5 separate regions of the Homo sapiens genome follow, and all the other regions are linked to region 1. The links are chromatin loops, found by intact Hi-C in ENCODE. Cell type or tissue: endothelial cell of umbilical vein. All regions are shown on one strand.

Evidence for each region. Peaks named below come from ENCODE experiments on the same cell type or tissue, not always from the same donor. Only the 100,000 strongest peaks of a DNase experiment are listed, where the experiment ranks them.
Region 2: it touches region 1 in a loop (5-fold over the local background); 6 of 110 quality-filtered maps call a loop at or near these places.
Region 3: a loop joins it to region 1, with 4 times the contacts of the local background. A loop is called at or near these places in 8 of 110 quality-filtered maps.
Region 4: it touches region 1 in a loop (4-fold over the local background); 6 of 110 quality-filtered maps call a loop at or near these places.
Region 5: a loop joins it to region 1, with 14 times the contacts of the local background. A loop is called at or near these places in 4 of 110 quality-filtered maps.

What each region holds. Positions count from the first base shown.
Region 1 is chr3:195,115,175-195,120,174 of GRCh38, forward strand. The region is part of intron 3 of XXYLT1 (xyloside xylosyltransferase 1); the gene reads right to left. Among named protein-coding and RNA genes, the nearest start is that of MIR3137, 17 kb to the right of the region's middle. RefSeq lists enhancers at 2,127-2,669, 2,670-3,210, 2,944-3,003. In endothelial cell of umbilical vein, a CTCF peak has its summit at 2,863 (motif pointing left); DNase peaks (open chromatin) are centred at 1,627, 3,137, 3,317 and 4,557; H3K27ac peaks cover 3,846 bases.
Region 2 is chr3:194,738,690-194,743,689 of GRCh38, forward strand. The region is part of intron 1 of LINC01968 (long intergenic non-protein coding RNA 1968); the gene reads left to right. The region is part of intron 2 of LOC105374292 (a long non-coding RNA gene); the gene reads left to right. Among named protein-coding and RNA genes, the nearest start is that of LINC01972, 28 kb to the right of the region's middle. In endothelial cell of umbilical vein, a CTCF peak has its summit at 959; DNase peaks (open chromatin) are centred at 1,002 and 2,422; H3K27ac peaks cover 3,503 bases.
Region 3 is chr3:195,192,741-195,197,740 of GRCh38, forward strand. The region is part of intron 2 of XXYLT1 (xyloside xylosyltransferase 1); the gene reads right to left. Among named protein-coding and RNA genes, the nearest start is that of XXYLT1-AS2, 47 kb to the left of the region's middle. In endothelial cell of umbilical vein, no CTCF peak of the experiment used is centred here; DNase peaks (open chromatin) are centred at 1,941, 2,631 and 3,871; H3K27ac peaks cover 3,127 bases.
Region 4 is chr3:195,180,314-195,185,313 of GRCh38, forward strand. All of the region lies in intron 2 of XXYLT1 (xyloside xylosyltransferase 1), which reads right to left. Among named protein-coding and RNA genes, the nearest start is that of XXYLT1-AS2, 35 kb to the left of the region's middle. RefSeq lists enhancers at 1-322, 323-900, 3,925-5,000. In endothelial cell of umbilical vein, no CTCF peak of the experiment used is centred here; DNase peaks (open chromatin) are centred at 228, 1,588, 2,298 and 2,968; H3K27ac peaks cover 3,884 bases.
Region 5 is chr3:194,926,755-194,931,754 of GRCh38, forward strand. No RefSeq gene overlaps it. Among named protein-coding and RNA genes, the nearest start is that of LINC01972, 160 kb to the left of the region's middle. In endothelial cell of umbilical vein, a CTCF peak has its summit at 2,682; a DNase peak (open chromatin) is centred at 4,207; H3K27ac peaks cover 3,704 bases.

The DNA.
Region 1 (5,000 bases):
CACATGAGACGTGCCCGGTGAGAATGTGGCTTCTGGCTGTCACTGCTGGTTAGACGGTCCCAGTCACCTTGAACCCAGGTCGTGCTGCCGCTTCCTGAGTACCAGAAAAGCAGGGCAGTGGTGGTGATTTCTGTCCAAACTCCATAATCCTCAGACCTCAACTTAGACTGTTCATCCTTCAGCCTCCTAGAGAGTCCAGGAATGGCTGTGGGCTGGCAACAGCTGCTTCTGAACTAGCCAGGAGTCCTTCAAAAGGCCCAGCCGGAAACCTGCCCCTTGAGCCCCTCCAACAATGTTGTAAGCACCTAATTCCAACAAGAAACTCCTTCTGCTTACACCACCTGGAGTGGTTTCTGCTTCCTACGCGATCCCTGGTTGATAAACCCTGCCTGGCAAACCGAGCACGCGTGAAGGCCTCAGGAGCCACAGTGGAAGTGGTTTGGAAAGCACAGCTATTTACAGGACGACTCCCTTCATCTGGTGCGGAGCAGTAACCCCCTCGTCTGGCTCCGGCAGCACACCGTGTGCGCTCTCACCTTTGAGCTGAGGTGTTCACGTCCGAGGTGGAGGAAGGAGGGCGGCAGGTGCAGGCCAGGACCGGACCTCGGTTATCTAGAGAGTAACTAACAGTGCTTTGTCAGAGGGCGAGAGGGTCTGATGGGGGCAGCTCTGTATGAAAACTGGAGGCGCTGAGGCTGTCCTCAGGCTCAGGAGACAAAGACCGAGGACAGGTGACAGGGACAGTGATAAGGAGCTGGGCCGCTCAGGAGATGGCAGGAAACTCAAGTCAGGCAGCTGAAGCATGCACTATTTGCCACAAACGGAGTCGGGCTATCTAAAACAGGTTGTTTACGTGGACTTGATGGGCCTATAAGACTCAGCGACAGGGAGAAGCAGCTGGATTGGGGTGTGTTGAGCTTTCCTGTCACCCAAGGCAGAGGGGCGCTGTGTTCTGGTAGGTGACATGCACTATGAGATCTCAAGAGCAAGAGAAAGAAGGCATGCCACCACGAGCGGTGGAATCTGCACCATGCTGGATCTACTGACACATCTAAAACATTCTCAACTGCAGCAACATTTCTGGGCAAGTAAGTTCTAAGCGTGTCTGTTTCCCCTCACAAATTCTAACCAGAATGCTTTAAGCCAATGCTTCTCCAATTTTAATGTTTCTGTGAATTATCTGGGGATCTCGTTAAAATGTAGATTCTGAGTCAGTAGGTCTGGGGTGGGGTCTGAGATTCTGTTTCTGGTCCATGAACTACACTTTGAGTAGTGAGACTTGAAGCTTCAGAAACATCAGTCAAGATCCAAACTATTTACAGGTGCACTGCCAAGTGCACATCAGCAAGAAGGGAGGGAACTTGGCCCAGGAAACACAAGAGAGAGACAGTAGAACCAATCCACAGGACAACTTATCAGCTCTCACCGGCTTGCAACTCTATTTCCTGCTCTCTCCCTCACCCTTACCCTGGGACGCTTGGGAGAATAAGATTTAATTTCCCATTTCTGGGGACTCTAAAAACTGTGCAGAAGGGAAAGGGAAGGTAAGTCATTGAGGGCTGACCATCTCCAGGACCAGGTAAAGGCTGAGACGGAAACACACTTGCTTGCCTGCCTGACCCAGAAAGCCTTGTTCTCCTTTCTGGAACCTCGGGAGCAAAACAGGCAAAGGTCCCACAGGTGATTGGGGGAAGAGCAATCCAGATGGCAGATAATCCTATACAATAATGCTCAGGCACACCAGGGGTCAGAGAAATGAAACAAAGTAACAATGAAGTGTTACTGCCCACCCATCAGCCCAGCCAGCACAAACAAGGAAATCACAACTGATGCTACGGGGATGTGGAAACAGGTGCCTTCATGTACTATTAATGGAAGTGAGAATTGCTGTAGTTTATTGGGAAAACAATCTGGAAACATCCTATATATATATAGTGTATACACACACACACACACACACACACACACATCCCCTTCAGCTCAGCACTCCTACTCTTGGGAATCTATGCCTGGGAAATAAAAGCACTAGCTCGGAAGGACACATACACACACGCGTCCATATGTACAAATGAGAATGTTTGTGGAAGCATTATTTATAAGTGAAAAAACTAGAGATAAAATGAATGCCATCAAAGTAAGAATGTTGAATCAGATGTGGGCCATCCATCCTATGGACTACATTAGCAGAATGAAATAAGAGAGGCATACCAGTGAACTTGAGGGATTTTTCTATGAAGTACTGATGAGCAAGAAAAGCAACATGCAGTAAATTTGATTCATATGATCTCATTTTTATAAAACAATTTTTAAAAACTTGTACATGTATCTATGTGTTGATGTGTGTCATAAGTGTCTATGACTTTTATAAGCACAGATAAACATATGGGAGGATTCCAAGTTATTAAATGAGTTATTTGGTGTGGAGTAGGGGTCGGGGTAGCGTGGAAACAAAGGGAAAAACTCCATGCACCCCCCTCTCTCACGCACACATGCATGCACACATCCAGGGAAACAATAAGAATGAGGGGTCCCTGGCCCTCTTTCCCTCTGTGGTGCCTGCCCGGAGCTCAGCTCTTGTGGGTAGCTGTCACTACAGGACACTGTGGAGGGGACTAATTACATGCCAATAAGTGTAAAGGTCAGTGGCCATCTCAGTGCCACTCAGCACTGGAGTTCCCATTCCTGGGCCCCTGGGCCACAGCCTCCCCGTCGGAATAACACTTGGAAATTTCCAGGAAGAAGAAATTCACTCTGCTCAGGGCAGCATGTTCTACTTTTTGAAAATGACTTTTTAGTGAGTTCTTTCTCACATGATGCTGAATTTCACCCCTTAACGCTTCTGCTCTCTGCTCCACGTCCTGCCCCCTAGAGCCACAAGGAACAAGTACATTTCCTGTCCCATATGAAGACAGAGATAATGCCCCCCTGGGCTTTCTCTTATCTTAACTAAACATCCCCAGTCCTGCCACCGGTGCTGAGCACTCATCTAAGGCATTTCCTGATGGCAGGTCAGGTTCTTACTCCTCCAGTGAGACACAGGGATTTTGATAAGATGCAGGCGAAGACCCCAAATCTCCAAGCCTTCCCAAGGAACAAGTCAGCACTACCCCTATCAGAAAAACTCTGAAGGAGATACAGAGCAGGGTGGGGAGGAAGGCAGTTCCAAAGGTCCTTCTAATTTCCTTAGGAGCCCCATGGCCCGTGGCCACCACTAGCGTGACTACACAATGACTGCCTCCCAGCTTCCACACCGGGCTCCCAGTGCATGTCACCGAGCTTGCCTGGCCATGACTCATGCAGGAAAGGCTGCACAGGTGACGCCAGGTGTGGACATGGCAGAAGGAACGGAAGATGAGGTTAGGCTTGGCTTCCTTGCAATCACCTTCTGAAGGGCTGTGGGCTGCAGCAGGGGCACTGGGCATTCCAAGCTGGGGGAGAATGCAGCCTTCACAGACTTGCCACAGGCACCTATGCCCCAGGGGCATACACAAGGGACTGCAAAGGGAGAAATGAACCATGGTGAGTTAAATCTCATTAATGCAAAACCTACCAACCCAGAATTAGAGAGACCTGGGCCTGGAGTTGACAGCGCCAATCCCAGAAACAGCTTTCACGGGTAAAGATACGAGTACACAATGTTTCAGAATTCCCGAAGGAGGTGACGTAGTAAACTTTCGAAACGTAGTTCCCTGAAGGAGGAATCTTCAGTGGGGTTCTAAGAGCACTGCGTTCCTCTGGGGCTCTGTCATTAGCTGTACATCAGCAGGCAGGTCACCTCTCTGCTTTGAGCCTCAGTTTTGTCTTTGAAAAAATGGAAATAAGCCCAGGCGCGGTGGCTCATGCCTGTAATCCCGGCACTCTGGGAAGCCAGGGCGGGTGGATCACGAGGTCAGGAGTTTAAGACCAGCCTGGCCAGCATGGTGAAACCCTGTCTCTACTAAAAATACAAAAAAAAAAAAATTAGCTGGGTGTGGTGGCACGCGCCTGTAATCCCAGCTACTCGGGAGGCTAGGGCAGGAGAATCACTTGAACCTGGGAGGTGGAGGTTGCAGTGAGCCGAGATTGCGCCATTGCACTCCAGCCTGGGAGACACAGCGAGACTCCATCTCAAACAAAAAAAAAAAAAAAAAAGGAAATAACATATATAGTGAAGCTGATATAAAAATCCAATAAGGGAAATCACATAAAATGACTATGTGACCTTAGATTGCTGTATAAATATGACTTTATTGGTCCTGCTGAGGACAGGCGATGAAGGGTATCCAGTAAGGGACCTGGGTAGCTGCTATGAAATGAGTGACTGGGTGATAACATGAGCCACTTTTCCCAACAAGAAGACAGAAAGAATGGATCAGAAACCAGGAGAGGATTCCAAGTGAATCAAGTGTAAACACACTCCTAGCCCGGGCCCCGCACAGAGTATATGGCCTGACAATGAAGCGATGGCTGGAGCTACATTCCACGACAATGAGCTGGATGCCCCCAGATGAGAGGAGGCCTCCGAGGGCTGTTTCGTCCTCACTCCGCAGAACAATGCTGAGTCTCCCGAATGCCTCTTTTGTTCCATACGGCACAAACATCACAAACATCTTTTAACCACCCTGTGTTTTCCTAGCTGTTTGTTCTTTTCTCAAAGGTCCTAAGATCACAGAATCATCTCCAAGAACAATAGCTGGGGAGCCTGTTCTGCAGTTGAAACAACAAGGTCAAGGGGTTTGTGGCTGAAGCAGGGAAGGCAGGGGGAGGTCAGGGGCTGGGCGGGGCGGGGGGAGCAGCCTGTCCCTGCATTCCCTTGGGATGGGAAGTTCCCACTGGGCCCGCAGGATTCCTGCTCGTGACTGGGGTACCGGCTGCCTGTCTCTAGGATCAGATTCCACTCAAAACTCACATGCTGTCTCTTTTCTCTCTGAAAACAAAAAGCTTAGATTTCTCCTCTGTCTTCAGCCTAAGGCCTCTATCCAGGTTCCACGGACAAGATGATCTACTCAAAGGAGGGCAGA
Region 2 (5,000 bases), 380 kb before region 1:
CCAGCCAGTGGCTCCCCTCTGTTGCCAGCACTGCACAGGCCCCAGGGGAATGAAAATTGAATTTGGCAAAATTCACATTCTTGTCTTTGGAGAGTGGGTGAGAGTTGCACCCTGGGAAGTAGATTATCAGCCAGCCCCATGAGGGGAGGGCTCACGTTCCTTTACTCGCCATCATGTCTCCAGGGTCAAAATCAGTGCCTAGCATATAACAGGTGCTCAGAAATGTTTGTTACTGACTATCTACACACTGAAGACAGGGAACGGAGCTTTCACCACTTCCTAAGGTTTCCAATTCCCAGATCTTTATGTTTGTAGGACTCTAGGTGGCTTCCGATTAAGTACCTATTGTTGAGGGGGACTGTGGGGAGTGGTTGTCCAAATAACAAGAGAATGGCTTCCACAGTCAGGTTCCATTTTAGAGGAGGCTCAGGGTGGAAGTAGTTTGCAAGGGAAGAGGCAGCCCGGCTGAGTCTTGGGTCTTGCAGGAAGGGAGGAAAGGGGATGCCAGAGAGATGTCTTGGGCATGGGAAGAGAGCCTAGGGCTTAACTATAGAAGGGCTTGTGGATGTCCTCTTGCTAGTTGTCCATTCACCAAGCATCTGTCTGTGGGCCTCTTCTTCGGGATGGGCTCTCCTGGGAAAGTACTGCATCTCTGTGTAGAGAAAGTGCTCCTTTCAGAGGAAGTGCTTTGAAGGGTGTGCTTAGAAGACATACCTTGCGATCTGGAGCGCAGATGGCCAAAGACACAAAAAGCCCCTGTGTACAGCCTCCCTGAACAGAGCAGCCCCACCCTAGAGGCTCCACTGGGGTCACTTCTGCCTACAAATAAGGACATGCTGCGAAACATGCTGACCAGTGCCTGCAGTGTGGGGCAGAGAAAGTAGCAGGTGGTTCAGGAAGACAGGAGGAAGCCTGTGGAGGGGGCAGCACCGGAGCTGGCCCTGGAAGTGTGGGGCAGACTTGGCCATAGAAGGGCAGCATAATCAAAGGCGAAGAATCGGGAGTGTTGTGTGAGTCACAGGTCATCCTGTTTGGCTTGAGGCTCAAGGAAGTGGGAGCTGAGGTTGGAAATGTAAACCTAGGCCAGGCAGAGCACCGTGGCTCACACCTGCAATCCCAGCACTTTGGGAGGCTGAGGCAAGAGAATCACTTAAAGATGGAGTTTGAGACCAGCCTGTGCAACAAAGCAAGACCCCATCTCTAAAAAAATTTTTTTAAAAATTAGCCTGGTGCCGTGGCATACACCTATAGTCTCAGTTACTCGGGAGGCTGAGGCAGAAGGATGGCTTGAGCCCATGAGCCCAGGCATTCAAGGTTACAGTGAACTATGATTACACCACAGCACTCCATCCTGGATGACAGGACAAGCCCTGTCTCTATAAACAAATAAACCAGCCAGGCACGGTGGCTCATGTCTATAATCCCAGCACTTTGGGAGGCAGAGGTGGGTGGATCACGAGGTCAGGAGATAGAGACCATCCTGGCCAACATGATGAAACCCTGTCTCCACTAAAAATACAAAAAAAAAAATTAGCTGGGCGTGGTGGCACGTGCCTGTAATGCCAGCTACTTGGGAGGCTGAGGCAGGAGAATAGCTTGAACCAGGGAGTCGGAGGTTGCAGTGAGCCCAGATCATGCCGCTGCACTCCAGCCTGGCGACAGAGTGAGACTCGGTCTCCAAAAAAACAAACAAACCAGTAAACAAGGTCAGAGATGTATGTGTCCTCCCCACGTCCCTCTGCTTTTTTTGACTTCTGGTGAAGAAAATTAGAGGATTAAGTTAATCAGATCCTGCAGTTCATGACATATTACCATCATTGGTCCCTACACATTCCCTCTCTTGATTTGCTTATGTATTCTCATTTCCCCATCCATAGCGGGATGGCTTGCTTCTAATACATTTGCCATCCTTCTTTGTGTTTGTGCATGTTCTTATATAAGTGATATTGCTGCCTAGTTCTTAGGATGCATTTTGCTTTAATGTATGTAAATGATTTGGGATTTCGTATATGTTATTCTGCTGCTGGCTTTTTTATTTGGCACTAGGATTTTAAGATTCATTCATACTACCAAGTGTGCGTACAGGCAATGACTTCTAAGGGCTGTGTAGTACCACTGAAGTACACCCACTACATCCTGTCCACGCCCAGGGGTGGACATCCATGTTGCCCACAAGTGGTTCCTTGGCAAAGGAACGCCATGTTGAGAGTTGACTTTTAGGCAGGCTGGTGGCCTGACAGGGCTGACGCATGATCACCAGTCAATGAGACACTGGTGAGCCCAGCTTGGATGTGTCCAGCTGGAGTTAAGTGGCTGTGACTTCAGGTACTTAAGGGACCTGCACGGCTTCTTACAGGCGGTCTGCATTCTTGGTAACGCGTAATGTAGTGACTCATGGGAGAAATATTAGGTCTCGGTCCTATCTCGGTCCTAGCTTTGAAAGGACAATGTGTTTTTGATGCATAAGAGGAAGTTTAGGAAGCAGCCCAGGAGGTCTGTTTTCCCGAAGGTTGGGCTGTGAGTAAACGTGGTCTTTGGTTTGATGCAGGGAAAGGGCGGGGGAGGGGTGGCACATACCCGCAGCAATCCGGGGGAATGGCATTGAACTGGAAAAGTGTGTGTGTGCATGTAAGTGTGAGTGTGAGCATGAGCATGAGTGTGTGTGTGCCAGAGTGTGTGAGAATGTGACTAGTCCGGAAGGGCAAGACATGGAGGTGGCATAGGGACAGGCTGTGGTTATGAGACTGTCTTCGTTCTCTCTTTTACTCATCCAACCTTGCCACGACTTAGCCTGCTGCTGGATCCCCTCCGAAGCTTCTCACTGAGGAGCCACAGTAAACTGTTATTCTTCATTTAACTGGGTTGGTTCCTGTGTATGCTTCCTGTACTTCTGGAGAATTTGTTTTCAATTTAGGGAGACAGTCCCTCTCTAAAAGAGCCCAGCAGCGCCACTGTCTGCACAGCACGTCTGTCCATCTGAGTGCATAAAGAGGCCGGGTGTGGTGGCTCAAGCCTGTAATCCCAGCACTTTGGGAGGCCGAGGTGGGTGGATCATGAGGTCAGGAGTTCGAGACCAGCCTGGACAACATGGCGAAACCCTGTCTCAACTAAAAATACAAAAAATTAGCTGGGTGTGGTGGTGGGTGCCTGTAATCTCAGCTACTCAGGAGGCTGAGGCAGGAGAATTGCTTGAACCCGGGAGGCAGAGGTTGCAGTGAGCCAAGATCATGCCACTGCACTCCAGCCTGGGCGGTAGAGGGAGACTCTGTCTCAGAAGAAAAAAATAATAATAATAAAAAAAGAAGGTCTTGCAAAGGCACTCAAGCAGCCGAGGATGCGGTTTTACTTCTCAATGTGCTCCTTTCAGGCTGGCCAAGGCTTGGAGGGGGCAGGCAGGGGAAAGGGCATCAATGTGACGCAGTCCTAGGATCCCAGGCATTTCCTCTCCACCTCCAAGACCCACAGATGACGTCTCCAAGGCAGGTTGCAGATTGGATCCAACAGAGGTCCTGGGAATCTCTACGTCACCTCTATTAATTATTTCCATGCATGTCCCATCCCTTGGAAAACCCTGTCAGTAAAAGAATGAGCGTGGTTCCTCAGTTTCCTCCATGTGGAATGCAGCTACTTCCACAGTGACATCAGCATTGGAGATGCCTGCAGCTCTGGGGCTGGCAGTTCCCCGAGGGTGGGGCCCATGCCCATCCTGTTCACTGCTGGACCACAGCATCTAACACAATGCCTGGCATATAGCATAAAATATAAATTCAATATGAATTGAGCAATATCTGAAATTAAGTGGCAGGGACCAGAGAAAGAATCCGATTTTACAGGGAAAACGAGATTAAGAGAGTTGAAGGAGGCGTTTCTCAATTTTATTATTGAAAGTTTCTGGTAAATTATTTGATATGACACTTTGACAGGACACCCTTAAGTTATGGGCAGCTTTGATTGCTAGAATGTTCTTCTTTAGAAGCAAGCAAACACTCCTTGATGGAATACCCGCTGGATGTTCTGCTCTGGATGAAGCCTCAGGGCTACTATATATAGAGTATAATATATATTTATATATAATATATTTAATATATAAATATATATTTATATATAATGTATTTTATATATATATATTTATATATATATATATTTAGAGGCAAGTTCTTGCTCTGTCATTCAGGCTGGAGTGCAGTGGCATGATCCTAGCTTGCTGCAGCCTTGAACTCCTGGTCTCAAGTAATCCTCCCACCTCAGGCTCCTGAGCAGCTGGGACTATAGGTGCACACCACTATGCCCAGCAACTTTTTTCTTTTAGAGATGGGGTCTTGCTATGTTGCCCAGGCTGGTCTTGAGCTCCTGAGCTCAACTGATGCTCGCACCTCGACCTCCCAAAGTGCTGGGATCACAGGTGTGAGCCACCCTGCCTGACCCAGAGCTAATATTTTGGAGCATCTTCTCCGAGCTGGGCATTGTTTTAGGTGCCCTACTTGCATTACCTTATTTAATTCTCATTGTAGTCCTTTGAAATAAATCCCCAGTTAGCAGAAAAGGAATCTAAAGTTTAGAAGGGCAAATGCTTTAAGCAAAGTAAATGGCCCCGCTTTCAGCTGGGGAAGCTGCTGAGAGGACATACTGCATTTAGAGGAGAATGAGAGATGCCCTCAAACTTTCAGCCCTTCACTTTTAGATCAATTCCACTCTTTACAGGAGATTTACATTTTATTCTTAGTGCTTTTCTGAAAGTCCCAACTATTTTTAATTTTTTTATAGTTAGAATATAAATTAATGTGTTATAAAAATAAAATGGAATTTTAAACAGAAAGCTGGCTTGAAGATTTTGTAATGAGCTTACTATTTGAATAATGACACAGAATTCATGTTAACACAAACAATGCACCTTAAAGTAAAACCCATTGACAGAGGCTGCAAGTGAAAGACTGTGAAGTGATGCATATAGTTGCTATATTTAAGCTATTAAGGGCTCAAGGGTATTCTTTTGCCTTTAG
Region 3 (5,000 bases), 78 kb after region 1:
CACTGTCCTAGAAGTTCTAGCTAGTGGAATAAGGCAAAAAATAAAATGAATTAACTAAGCAATTGATTAATTAAAAGCATCAGATTGGAAAGGAAGAAGGAAACTGTCTTTATTTACAGATGACATAATCCTGTATGTTAAAAATCTCAAGGAATCCACACAGAAAAAGGAGTTTAACAAGGTTTCAGGATATAAAATCAATCACACTTCTATATACTAGCAACAAAACAATCAAAAAAAGAAATTCAAAAAAATCCATTCCTGGCCAGGCACGATGGCTCACACCTGTAATCCTAGCACTTTAGGAGGCCAAGGTGGGCAGATCACCTAAAGTCAGAAGTTCAAGATCAGCCTGGCCAACGTGGTGAAACCCTGTCTCTACTAAAAATACAAAAAAGTTAGCCAGGAGTGGTGGTGTGCGCCTGTAATCCCAGCTACTTGGGAGGCTGAGGCAAGAGAATCGCTTGAACCCGGGAGGTGGAGGATGCAGTGGGCGGAGGTCACACCACTGCACTCCAGCCTGTGCCACAGAGCGAGACTCCGTCTAAAAAAAAAAAAAAAGCCATTCCTAAAATAATAAAATACTTAGGAATAAACTTAATAAAAGGAGTACAAGACTCGCATACTAAAAACTGCAAAACACTGCTGAGAAAACTAAAGAAGATCTAAATAGGTGGAGAGACATTTCATGTTCATGCATTGGAAGCCTCAACACCGTCAAGATGGGAATTCCTCCCAGACTGATATGTAAATTACTATCAAAATCCCAGCAGACTTTTTGGTAGAAATTGATGAATTGATCCTAAAATGTATATGGAAATGCAAAAACTTAAAAAAGCCAAAACAATTTTGTATAATAACAAAGTTGGAAAATTCACACTACTTGATCTTAAAAATAACTACAAAGCCACAGAAATCCAGACGGTGTGATACTGGCACAGGAAAGGCTTATAGATCAATGCAATAAAATTGGGAATTCAGAAATAAATCCTCACATTTATAGTCAATATATTTTCAACAAAAATGTGAAGGTAATTATTATTACTTATCACTATTGTAATTCAACGGGTAAAGGACAGTCAATTAGATATACAAATGCAAAAAAATTAATAAAAGAAAAGAATTTGGACCTTTATCTCACATCATACATAAAAATTAACTCAAAATGGATCATAGATCTAAATGTAATAGCTAAAACTATAAAACTTCTAGAAAACAAATGTTGCAGGAGAAAATATTCCTGACCTTGGGTTAGGCAAAGAATTCTTAGATAATGACACAAAAAGCCCTATCCATACAATAAAAAAATTGATAAACTGAACTTCAACATTAAAAATTTTGTGCATAAAAAATAAATCAATATTAAAATGAAAATAAGCCACAGACTGGGAGAAAAATATTTGTAAATCGTATATCTTATAAAGAACTTGCATCCAGGTTATATAAGGAATGCTTGCAACTCAGTAATAAGAAGACGAACACCCCAATTAATATATATATTATATATATATAAACAACTCAATTATATATCTATTCAGATATTTCACCAAAGATATGCAAAGGGCTAACAAGAACATGAAAAGATGCTTCACCTGACTAGTCTTTAAGAAAATGCAAATTAAATGAGATACCTTTATACACTCCCAGAATGGCTGTAGTAAGAAGACTGACAATAGCAAATGTTAGAGAAGTTGTGGAAAAACTGGAGCCCTCATGCCTCCCAGAAGGGAATATAAATGAGTACAAGCACTTGAGAAAACAGGCAGTTTCCTACAAAGTTAAACATAAATTTCCCATATGACCCAGCAATTCTACTCCTAGGAATTTACCCAATAAGAATGAAAATATATGTTCACACAAAGATAATGCTCACGACAGCATTATTCATAATAGCTCCAAAGTGAAACCGGTCCAAACGTCCATCAACTAACAAACACACGAACAAAACGTGGGACAGCCACACAATGGAACACTGTGTAACAAATTGAAAGGAATAAATGACTGATACATGCTACAACATGGATGAACCTCAAGAACAACATTATGCTAAGTAAAGAACCCAGGTGGAAAAGATTACATATTATATGATTCAATTTACATGAAATTACCAGAAAGGGCAAATTTAGAGAACCAAAAAGCAGATCAGTGATTGCCCATGGCTAGGGTAGGAGCAGAGATTAACTTCAAACAAGCAGAGGAAACATTTGGAGGAATGGAAAGGTTCTAACACCGAATTGTGGTCGTGGTTACATAAACCTATAAATTTACTAAAACCACAGAATTGTGCATTTGCAATGGATGAATGTGATGGTATAAACTGTACCTCAACAAAGCTGGGTTTTTTTTTTAAAAGGACAATGTACATAAAAATTCTCTTTAAACCATAAAACAGCAGCTGTTACTACAATGGTTGTTGACGTTAAATGCTATGGAGGGCCACTGAGAACCCTCCAGTGATAAAGCTGGCTACCGTTCTCATAAATGTTCTCTTAAGTGAATTCATATAAAGCACTTAGAACAATGCCTGGGTCTCAGTAAGCCTTCTGTATTAGCAGTTATTATTATTACAGTCATACTCAATGTCATTGCTATTACCAGCAAGACATGCCTGGCTTGAAGTGCTCTGAGAAGGTGGCCTGGCTTCCCCAGGGGTGACCACCACGGATTCCTTCCTCAGAGTCGCTCAGGCGCCTAAGACTGTTCCAGTCAGAAGTCCCACTGAGAAGTGGCCGCAGTTCTTCCACTGGACAGAGCCTCTTTCAGCTTTAAAAAAATAAAAGGACTCTCTTTTCTGTGTGTTCCTTTGTTCCTGGAACCATCTAGATCCCTGGGGAGAGGCTACCCGTGGTTTGTTGTAAATGAAAGAGATTCATGAATGAAAAGCTTTTGTGCCCTGGTCCCTTCACTCTGGCAGTTCCCCTACTGCCCAGCCCGGGAACTCCATTCATACAGCTCTCAGGAACAGCTCGGAGGGCCCGGGCAGTGCCGTGCTGGGAATGCTCTTCCTGCACCCCAGCTGGAGCCCCTTCCAGCAGGCTCACCCCTCTGGCCTGCAGGAGTTCAGCACCGCCAGCCACACCTGCCATGGTCTAGACACAGTCCTGTTGCATTGAAGTATCCAATGAGCTCCAGTGAGCCTGAGCCTGGTCAGGACCTCCAAGTCACAGTCCCTCTTTCTCCTCACTGCCTCAGTCTCCCTGCCTGGCACTGCCATTCCCTCCAGGCTAGCCCGAGGCTGCAGCCTGCTTGCCCAGGTCACCTGCCACTGCCAGTCTCCAAGGCCCCTCAATGTTGGCTTCTTCAATCACCCAGGAAGCAGCCAAGCCCTGGAGGACAGCGCCGTCCAGCAGAACCCTGTGCCTGATGGAAACGCTCCGCACCCGCACTGTCCAATAGAGTAGCTGCTAGTCACATGTGGCTACTGAGCGCTTGGAATACAGCTAGTGTGACTGAGGAGCTGAATTTTTAATTTTCTTTACTTTTAATTAATTAAACAAAAATGGCCACATGTGGCTAGCATCTGTCCTATAGGACAACAGAGTTCTGCCAACTGAAAGTGGCCTTGCCATCCTGCAGGGTGCGGCAGGAAGCAGGGCAAGATGCTCCCTAGCCCTGTGGCACTCACCCTGCCCTATTCCCCACAGCCTACAGGGTCCTGCCTCCTCCCCATCCCCGCCAGCATCACTACTGGGCCAACAACCCCGACATGTACAAATAGTACCCCTGGGGCAATAGGTATGCCCCCTCAGAGCTGAGCACTGCTCCTGCAGTCAGCCTTTCAGCAACAGATCTCAGGGGAAGAAAACATAACACAGGCAGATAGGCGGAGAAAGAGACCAGAGATGAGTCAGGCAGGCGATGAAAACATAGGGAGGGAGAAAGGAGGCCTCTGCCTTCTCTGTTTAAATCTGAAAAAATAACCTGCCTGGAATTTTAACTTGCTTGGGATGCAAACTCAGGAGACCCAACCGTGTAAAAGCAAATGTAACAGGATAAGAAAAGAAGATAACTGAAAACGGCTTTGTACAAATTAAAATGCCAAAGTAATAAGGAATATTGGATGAGACAAGACTAAACTGGCTATCAATGTTGGCTGAACAAGTGACAAGTCATTAATTGTCACTTCCTTTAAAAAAAAAAAAGTAGCACATTTGAGGACAGGCAGAGCAGTTAGCAGGAGGAAAAATATTTTACACTGGGACTAGTATATCCTTTTTAAAACCCGGTGTTGTCAATTACCTCACAGCATAACCACCCTGGATAGGAAAAAATCAATATGCACCGAGGCAATTATCTTCTGCACCTCTTGGTACTGAATTGGCAATGAGTTTTCATGGCTCAATTAGCTTGTAACTTAAAACAATAGCAGCTAGTCTCCATTTTCCTCTGGGATATTTATTTACAACAAAAATGTGGCCAGGCACAGTGGCTCACGCCTGTAATCCCAGCACTTTGGGAGGCCAAGGCCAGTGGATCACCTGAGATCAGGAGTTTGAGACCAGCCTGGCCAACAAGGCGAAACCTCGTCTCTACTAAAAATACAAAAATTAGCCGGGCGTGGTGGTGCACGCCTGTAGTCCCAGCTACTCGGGAGGCTGAGGCACAAGAGTCACTTGAACCTGGGAGGCAGAGGCTGCAGTGAGCCAAGATCGCGCCACTGCACTCCAGCCTGGGCAACAGAGTGAGACTCAGTCTCAATTTAAAAAAAAAAAAAAAAAAAGCTATGTTATTTCAAAGTGTCTTCAAAGGACAGACTGAGAACCAAATATTAGTGGCATTATAGTGAAATGTTATTCTGATAAGTATCCTTGGGAAATAATATTAAGAAACACTATGTACCTAAAGATGTTCACAAGCATCATAGTATGGCATCATAAAATGGCAAAAAATTGAAACTATCTAAACAAATTAAAGTCCTATAAAAAAGACAACTATATATCCCGTCCGCTCAGGATCACAATTCTCTGCTCCAGCGAAGCTGCTTGTTCAAGTCACCAATG
Region 4 (5,000 bases), 65 kb after region 1:
CATGAGGGCCCAGAAGGAAGGAGCCACAAAGGTCTGGATGGTTTATCCCCCTGGCCCGCCTGGCCCTCAAGACACACTTCCTTCGGCTGCAGCCTCGCCGATTCCCGAGCTGTTTCCTGCTGCTTTTCTCATTTCATGAACTTCTTTTGAACAATTTCCTGTTCCTTTTTCTTTCTATGCTCCTCTTCCTGGCTCTGTAGCCCTTGAAAAGAAGCAAACAAACAGATAAGGGTCAGCATCTGAGGCCAGACCCTAAGGCCCTTCCCAGCCCTCTCCAGAGCGTGATGTGGCCCCGTCTGGCTAAGAGCACCAGACGGCGGTGGCTGGAGCACCCCGTGCCACTGCAAACGTGACCAGGAACATGGGTCTGACAGCTCTGGACACACACAAGCAGACGGGAAAGGCGCCTGCCCACTGCCCCCACCCCTGCAAGCACACACCTGCTCGCCAGGAGCAAGGGCAGCGCCGGCCCTCCTCGGGAGAAGCTCCAAGGCCTGTCCCTAGTCCTGCCTCAGGACTTTGCTCGTGAGGGGTCCTCAAGGCCACTGTCGCCCAGACCTTTAGCTATACAAAAGTAAGTGGTATGGTTCATCCCTTCTTGGCTAATGAGGTTTGACCACAAACCAAAATATAAAATGCCCAACTGATTTCAAGGAATTCAGTTCAGACAAAGGGCTAAAGGGTGGTGACTCCAGGCCGTGAGAGGGAAAGACAAGGCCGGAGCATCTGAGCCTTTGATGGGGCCCACCTGCGGCCAGGTGTGTAGCACTTAGAGAACATGTTCTAAAAAGAGAAATAAAGGTAATTTATTTGAGAAGTCGGTGCTTGAGAACACTGTGCTTCTCCTGAGGACTGACTTGCTTCCCCTGAGGACTGACTTGCTTCCTTCTCTCTGACAATGACGGCTCCATAAAGGATGACAATCTCCCTTTTCACACTGGCTGTGTATCTGCGTGGCTGCGTGGCTGCGTGGCTGCGGGGCTGCGGGGCTGCGGAGCATGTTTTGCCACCAGGCGTGCCTTTATGTCTTTTTCTATGAGGTCTACACTTTCATCTTCTACACATTTACCCCCTGGCCCTGAGTGTCTACTTGGTTTTGTTTTTTCACCTTTGTGTCATTTTAGTGAACACCTCAAATTCTCTGAGGGCTGTGACAGGGGACTGAGGAAGTGGATGATAATAGATATCCACAATCATGGTGTGAGCAGGTAACACTGCTTGAGTGCTTACTGTGTGCCAGGTACTGTTGGAAGCTGTTCCTGTATATAAGCTCACTTGGTGCTCACAACAACCCTCGAGATAGGTGTATTTCCATGGATAATGTATCCAGCCATGTGCTGGATCCTCTCACCCTCATTTCAGAGGAGAAGTCTTGGGCCCAAGTGGTTAAGTGCCCACAGGTGGTATCTGGCAGTGCTGGGTTTTGCACCAGGGCTGTTCCTCCCACAGCTGATACCCTTAACCACTGCATAATACATGGAAATAAGAGGGGAAGATGAATGAATGGCCTAACTCATGGACAATGGGTAAACTGCCCAAGCTAAAGTCAGAGGTTAGCTCCTAATGAGCTTCCGTATTTTTCTTGAGAAAGCTGGTCACCCAAGGTCTCCAATAAAATATGCTACTACAAACACACTTTCTATCTCAACAAACACTCCAGTTCTCTGGTCCAATTCCAGAGCAATATGACTAAAAACTGCCATTTGTTGAGTCCTTGCCTTGTGACAGACACTGTGAAGGGCATATTTACTCATTCACTCATTGATCCAACACCCTAAAACCTAGTCATCATCTTTCCAGATACTGTGCCAGCCCCTAAACGAGGTATGTGCTCCCGGGCAAGTCATTTAACCCCTCTGTGCTGGATTCTCTCGCCTTTAAGATGGGAAACTACCATATCCGCCTTCCTACCTTATATGGTGGCAGTGCAGATCGGGAATCAGCACATGTAAAGCACTTAGAATAGTGACTAACCTCTAATAATTGCTCAGTTAATGTCAACTGTCACTGCTGCTGCTGCTGCTATTACCTGACGAGGACAACTACATAAAGCAACTTGTTTATCTACTGAAAGTAATCATAGTAGCTTTTACTATACAAGAGACTGGAAGGTAACATCTCCATCCTAAAGGTTCTAAGTCTCATTCTCCCAATAAATCAATTAGTCCTATATGCAAATGGGCAAGCCTCAGAGCCGCAGAGCCAGACTCACTAGACGAGCACAGTGTGTTACTCATGCTGCCAAAAGCTTATAAACAGCTCCGTGGAGGAGGAAACATCCTGCTTGTTTTTCATTCTCCCTCCTCCCCCACTCCCCTGAAACCTAGCAATAAGCCGAGGTCTGCTTTCCCCATCAAGAGTGTAGATCTTAATACAAAAAGTCACTGACGAAAGGAAGGAAATTAATAAAAAGAACAAAAGACCTTACATTTTTCATCCCTTTATGTGAAATCTATTTTTTCTCTCAACAATAAAAACAACTGCCTCCCTATAAACGGTAAGGATTAAAACGTTTAGCATGGGGCTGCCAAAACAACTCCCTGAACCCCAAAAAATTACTGAGAAACTTCTAATGTGCCTGTACTAACGTATGTACCAACAATAGAAGAATTCCTAAATCTATAAAGAAGATTAACTATGTTATGATAGCTTATATCACGTTTTTACACACTTCATCTCCTTTCTTTTCTATAAAGCCTTGTGAGGTGCATGTTCTTATCCTCATTTTATAAGTCAAGAAACGGAAGCTCGGGCAGGACAAATAATTGATGAGCTCATATAATGAGAAAGCAAGAATGGGGTTCAGGTTTGGGGCTCTAAATTCATTACCCTGTTCCACTCACTGTGTGTGATGTGGTTTGGCTGTGTCCCCACCCAAATCTCACCTTGAATTGTAATCCTCATAACCCCCACGCATCGTGAGAGGGACCTGGTAAGAAGTGATTGGATCATGGGGGCAGTTTCCCCCACGCTGTTCTAGTAATAGTCAGTTCTCATGAGATCTGATGGTTTGATAAGCATCTGGCATTTCCCCTACTGGCCCTCAGTCCCTCCTGACCCCTGGGAAGAAGGTGCCTGCCTCTCCTTTGTCTTCTGCCATGATTGTAAGTTTCCTAAACAATGTGGAACTGTGAGTCGAAACCTCTTTCATTTATAAATTACCCAGTCTCGGGTATTTCTTCGTAGCGGTGTGAGAACAGACGAATACAGTGTGTCTCCCACTGAACTCTTGGGATTCAGGCTACGATTGGTCTGTCCTTTGGGTCTCTGAAAAATTGGCTTCCATCTGTTGTGGCCAGTGCCAGAAGGTCTGGTTCTAGGAATCCAAAAAGGTTAGGTCATTTTCAGGAATCCAGGGGACTCAAGTCCCTCCAGAATGATCCAAAGCTCTGCTATGGTTGCAAACAGGAAGGGAGTGAAACTACCAAGGAGCCCAGAACCCAACTGTTACCCACCCTGGTCCCCAGGAAAGGGGCAATTTGGGACCAACTAGGACTCTACCCCTCAACAGTCCAAGACTAGAAGGGAACCAGTGTGAAGGCTGAATGGTCAGAAAAAAACTGGAAGGCCTGACACTTCCCAGGATCGAAGGGCTATGTGATCCACTTGGCTGCCCTAGACCATCTGTGAGGCATATCATTTTGAGAGAAGAACACTGCCTTAAATTCTGGAATGAAAATCTTTTGTTAGAATACAGGCTGAATTTATAATCTACAAAGGAAGAGAAAGAGAAAAGACACACAAATGGCCTAGTTTGTGCAACACTGTCCAGCACACTTAAACTCATTTAATCAGCATCATTGAGCTATGAGCAAAGACAACCATCAGAGCAAGATACACAGGTGGGCCCTGCACAAAGACCACCCGTGTAAGGCCCTGTGTCGGTCCTTTTATTAAGAGTGAGTTAATTCAGTGCAAAAGAACAATGGACAAGCTTGGCAATTGCTTCAGTTTTACAACAGACGATATCAATTTTTCACATAACTTTCCAAAATGCTAAATGTGACTGGCTTTTAGCCCAATATGTGGAGCTCTCCATACCTCAGTTGACCTCCTTTTGGATTTCAAGCTGTCAAACACCTTTAGATCATAACAAAGGGCTAACTGAACGGCATGATCTTTAAACCGAAAACATGATTAAACCTTTGCCTTTAAACTGAAACCATGATTAAAATCCCAACTCACCTTGTTGGCTGACACCATACCTCAGACTATCTTAATAAATGGCCTCCTAATTCTGGAAGTTTAAGAAAATCCTCAAAATGGTTTGGAAGAACCCCCCCAAGAAACATTTAAGTCTCCCTGATTAGGTCTACTTACCCAGAAACAAGGTCTCTTCAGGACTCACCGGAGAACCAACAGAATTCCTTCCCCACCCCACACACAGCCGGTAAAACTTCCAATATTTGAGTCTATCATAGACACAGTAGGCTGGGAAAATATTCCAGGGAACTTAGCATTCTGAAAGAAGTGACTACTTCAATTAGGAAAAAAATCTGAAGTTCCCTTTCAGGCCAAATCATTCTCATTCATCTTTACCAATAAAATGGTCTACATTCAAATGGTAAGTTTGATCCCCGCATCATCAATCATCCTTTCAGTTTCGTTTGATCAAATGTTGGGCATTTATACAGCTCATTTTACAAACCATACAAATCAGAAGGTAGAAGTCAGGAGGGCCTGGCACCCCTCATGCCTGCCCTCTTGCAGAGCAGTGACAGCTCCACAAATGACCTCACTCCCATTAAAGAAAAAAGGAAGGAAAGAAGGAAGAAGGAAGGAAGGAAGGAAGGAAGGAAGGAAGGAAGGAAGGAAGGAAGGAAGGAAGGAAGGAAGGAAAAAAGAAAAAGAAAAGGAAAGGAAAGGGGAAGGAACAGAGGGTGCTGGAGAATAGGGAAGAAAGGTCTGTTCTGGGAAACAGAACAGTAGGGGTTTTGGAATGCTCAGTGTCTTAGAACTTAGACTAAAGACTGGAAACACCAGCTCAGGGAATATTCCAT
Region 5 (5,000 bases), 190 kb before region 1:
TGAACGATCAAACTTTAACATCACCTTTATATAATGGGACCAGAAGACATTGGGTTCCCCTTACCCCACCCCACCACCATGAAATACAGTGAATGGGAAGTAAACAATATCATCTAGGTACTATTCCTGTCAAAAATGTTTAACATACATCCTGAGGAAACAATCAGAAATATTCAAGTTCTGTAAATCAGAAGTATTCAAATTCTCTAGACTTCTCAAAAATGTCAGTGTCATAAAAAACCAACAAAAAAAGAAAACAGGAGGACTATTCTAGATTAAAAGATACTAAAGAGACTTGGCAACTAAATGCGATGTGTGATCCTTGATTGTATCCTACATATTTTTAAATCCATATACAATGGACTTAGGAAAACTTTAACATGCACTACCCAATAATACTTTTGTATCAATGTTTTCTCAAAGTAATACTAGGATCATGTTTGTGTAGGAGAATGCCCTATTTTTAGGCAATAAATAGTATTTAAGGATGAAGAATCATGATGTCTGCAACATACTCTAAAATAGTTAAATAAAATTAGAATATATATGCATATATATACACATTTTAATATATAATGAATACATGTGTGTGTTCGTGTGTATCTCTCTGTGTGTGTCTGGGTGGAGGAGAGAAGAGAAAGAATTCGAATATAGCAAAACATTAAAATTGGTGGATCTAGCTGAAGAATATATGAATGTTTATCATATTATTCTTAATTTTTATTGAAGTATCACATACTTACAGAAAAGTATGCAGATCATAAGTGCCTATTATAGAGCTGTTCTTGATATTTTTCTGTAGGATTGAAATTTTTTAAATAAAATTTTGGGGAAAAGAAAACTGGTCACAGACTAGGTTCTATATACTGTCAGTTAGTCACACATGCCTAGGCGAGCGGACTCTGAAACTAATGTCACTGCTACCAGGTATCTCCTCTACTTGGAGCAGATAGCTGAAGTCAAGGTAAACTTCTTAGGATTAAATTTTACGCCTTTCTAGCACTTGCCACAGCCTCAAACTCTCTATCGCATAACACAACGAAACATCATAGCTCTCCTGTGTCTTGTGAGACCGTCCTACTGTGGACAGAATTCTCCTTGGGAGTGGGAAAAGGTTAAACCTACATTCATTCACAAGCATGAAGATTTTCCAAACCAAGTATAAGCATGTCCCTCCTCCATCTCACTGCCCTCTTCTGGGAAGAGACTGGTGAACTTGCAGAGGTCAAGAAGCCTCCTGAGAGAAGAGTTCACAAGCAACACTGACTCCTTCCTTTTGAAGATTCCCACTATTAGAAGATCTCTGATGGGCTGAGATGATTGAGTCTGGGACGATCTGGCAGGAAAGAAGTCCAAGTAGACCCTCCTCCAAAGCTCCCCATGGGCCACTAGCAGCATTTGGATGTGGAGTCAGAGAACAAAAGGAACTTAGACCTCCCTAAGTGTAGATTCCCCAACCCAATCAGTTAATGAGAAAGACTGAGGGGGAGCCTTGGTTCTTCCCTTCTTCAGCCCACAACAAGTCCCTTCAGACTGAGAGAGCACAAGAATTCTCAGATAAACAAGGTGGAATATCTCAAGAGGGACCAACTTCCTGTGAGTTTGGCTGTGGGGGTGGTTAAAGTGATTAGTCTGAACATTACAAACAGATGTAGTCATATGTGTCTTCCAAGCTAGTAAAGCAAGTTTTGTGTTGCAAGGGGTCAAAGGCATTTTCAAAGTCAAAGAAATGTTATCGGTCTATTCCTCATCTGCAAATCATACACCCCACACTGAAGGAGATATGTTCAAATTCTCACTGCCCACTTGTCCCTGCCTACTCAGTCTCTCCACACTCCTTCTTCCTCCCAAGTGGAGAGGCAGCAGCAAGTGCTGATGGGGAGTCAGGGAATGAGGCAGGGGGATGAGTCTCAAAGGACCTTTGTTACTGTAGGTAGTCAGACATGAGCAGGGCAGGAAAGGGCCCCCCACCCCCGACCAGGAATGTCAGGCGACCATCAGGTGATTGTTAACTGTCTCTTTAAAATATTAATAATAATTGGTCGCAGCCAGCACTAGGGAAAGGCAGTCTTCCAATCGATAGAAACATCTGAAACTGGCGATCAGCAGCTTCCCAGTGAGATCGCAGGGGCTTGGTAACTGAGCTCAAGCATGCGCACTAAGAGGAACAATGGCAGAGTTTAACTGGTATATGACCTTCCTCTAGGAATGCTGGACTGGGAAGGGAAAAACGCCTCGAGTGAGCATGCGCACGACCTCAGTAAACACTGCGCATGCGGCCTTCCCAAGTGCTGGCAAGCCACTATGTTTGTGGGCAGCCCACCCCAAGGGAAGCATCAGGGGAGATGGGTTGCGACCACCCGGAAGTGTGCCAACATATAAAACCCCGAGTCAAAGGTCAAACTGTGCACTTGATCTCTCAAGTCACCCTCCTGGACCTCTTCCAAGTGTACTGTACTTCCTTTCATTCCTGCCCCAAAGCTTTTGAATGCACTTTCACTTCTGCTCTAAAACTTGCCTTGGTCTCTCATTCTGTCTTATGTCCCTTAGTCAAATTTTTTCTTCCAGGGAGGCAAGAATTGAGGTTGCTGCAGGCCAGTACAGAGTCGCTGCTGCGAAGATACTTTGGTGCCGTGTGACTCAGATCCATCCCCTAGCGGTCACACCGTGAACTTTTCGGATCCATCCCCTAGCGGTCACGCCGTGAACTTTTCGGATCCATCCCCTAGCGGTCACACCGTGAACTTTGCTTTAGTCACGTGGCTTCTCCCTTCCGCCGCCATTATTCCCACTCAACGAAGTAATAGTCGGGCTCAAACACCACACGGAAGGCTTTGGCTCTAAAAAAATTTTTGTTCTGGCTTCACATAAGGCTGAACTCTTTTTTTCTAAAGTGATCCAAGAGTAAGGATTATGTTTCTCTGAACCTACTGGATTTTGTATGAAGTCTCTGAGCCAGGACACACATTTTAAGTGAAATCACACAATCTCAAAGTATGTTTGTACAGCCCAATTTCATCTGGAAAAGCCAATACTGCTACACAAGGATTTTTTTTTAAATTCCAAAGCAGTGAAGTAGTTGGAGCTCAGTAGCCCAGAGATGTGAATTATGCTCTCAACTTCATTATTTTAATGTTTAATTTGAGCATTTTTTTTTCTTTTGAGACAGAGTCTCACTCTGTCACCCAGGTCTTCATGTCCCAGGCCCAAACAATCCTCCCATCTCAGCCTGAGGAGTAGCTGGGACTATGACCGTGTGCCACCACACCCAGATAATTTTTTTTTTTTTTTTTTTTTTTGTAGAGACAGGGCCTCACTGTGTTGCCCAAGCTGGTCTTGAACTCCTGGGCTCAAGTGATCCTCTCATCTCAGCCTTTCAAAGTGCTGGAAATACATGTGTGAGCCAGTGCGCCCAGCCTCAAGCATCTTCATTATGATATGTATAAATATGTATCTATTTCAGCAAAGAAGAGAACTCATCCAACAGACCATACCAGACAAAGCAAAAATTGTGTAATTTTACTTTTGGCAACATCTCTATTGCATTGACTGGAGAGGGTTTGGCACTTCCCATGGAAAGGATGGCAATTTAAAGTAAAATATTATTGAAAACTTTATCCACTTGTGTTGGAGCCAAGTAGCAAAAGAGACACTAGAGTTTCTCCTGTCCTGCTGCTAACATCATGGTCTCAAGTCCAGGCACAGTATCTAGAAATACGTTTCGACATCCTGCCTGACGTCTTCCTGTAGCATGGCTGGCACCATAATTGCAGAAGAACATCCAGAGGCAGGTCCCTTTACTAACAGCCGTGCCTGCATTTCAACAGCCACTGGACTGCACCTGTGGAGAGAATCACTGCAGCCAAAATCTCTTTGTGGTAGACAAAAGCACCAAGAGCTTGTTGTGTTGAAATCAGGAAGGCACACTAGGGTGAGTAAGAATAATTTGCAGACAGACCAACCACTAACTCTATAGCCTCTTTCTAGAGGAGGTGAAAAATGCTTCCATTAAAATCCTGTATTTCACATTCTCTAAATATTTGAGCTTCCTGACAGGCATTCTTCTCGGAGTTGGGGAGGAAGCTTGACTCAGCTCAGCTTTGTAGGCCCATGAAGTCTTGAGGCACACACCAATGACAGGATACACTTGTGCAGCGTCCCAGGGTCAGGAGAGCTGGAGCAGGTCCAGCTCCTCCACAGCTTGGGGCATGGTGGGCAGGCAGCAGAGAGGAAAACAGTGGGAAAAGCTGGACAAGGACTAATTGAAAGCCAAGGTCGTTACTCTGATTCAATCATTCCTTCCTGGAAAGAGAGCGGTTTTGTGCTTAACCTCGTGGCCTAAGGTTTCCAGGATATTGCTGGCTCCTGGATCTCTCTGGGGCCAGCTTATTTACCAGGCTTCTAGGCCCAGGGACAGAAGGATGTCAGAGGAAATTACTCAAATGGGACACAAAGAGAAACCAAAGGCAAAGAAAAAGCTTTTAAAAATGCTGCTCACAGATCCTTCCAGTAGAAATTGCAATCAGTTAAACAGATGCCACATTTTTACTGCCCACTACAGCTTTAAAGTGTATTTCATGGAGTTTCAGACTATTTAAATTTTTTTCCAAAAAGAGTGTCATTTGGAGAATGTCCAAAGGGAGAAAAGCAAATTGATAACTTCTAAAAAACTCACTTTAACCTTTTACAAGCCCGTCTCTGAATATGCCCAAATGTATGCAAGATCTTCCTTAAAGTTTTCCAGAGTGAGAGGACAAAGTGCCTGTCTACCAGGACAGCCTTCCCAGTTTCCTCCTACACAGTGTTGGCTGGAGCACGTCAAAGCAGACCGTGTTTTAACTTAGTGCTTTGCCATTCCTTGGCATGTGGTCAGTGACCTGAGAAGCAGAGTCCACACAGATGCAAGTGAGGATGCCAGGAATGGGGAGCGTGACCTGGAGGACCTCTGTGATGAACTGAATAAAACCAAGGTGAGCAGGGTCCCAGAGCAAGACAGTGGT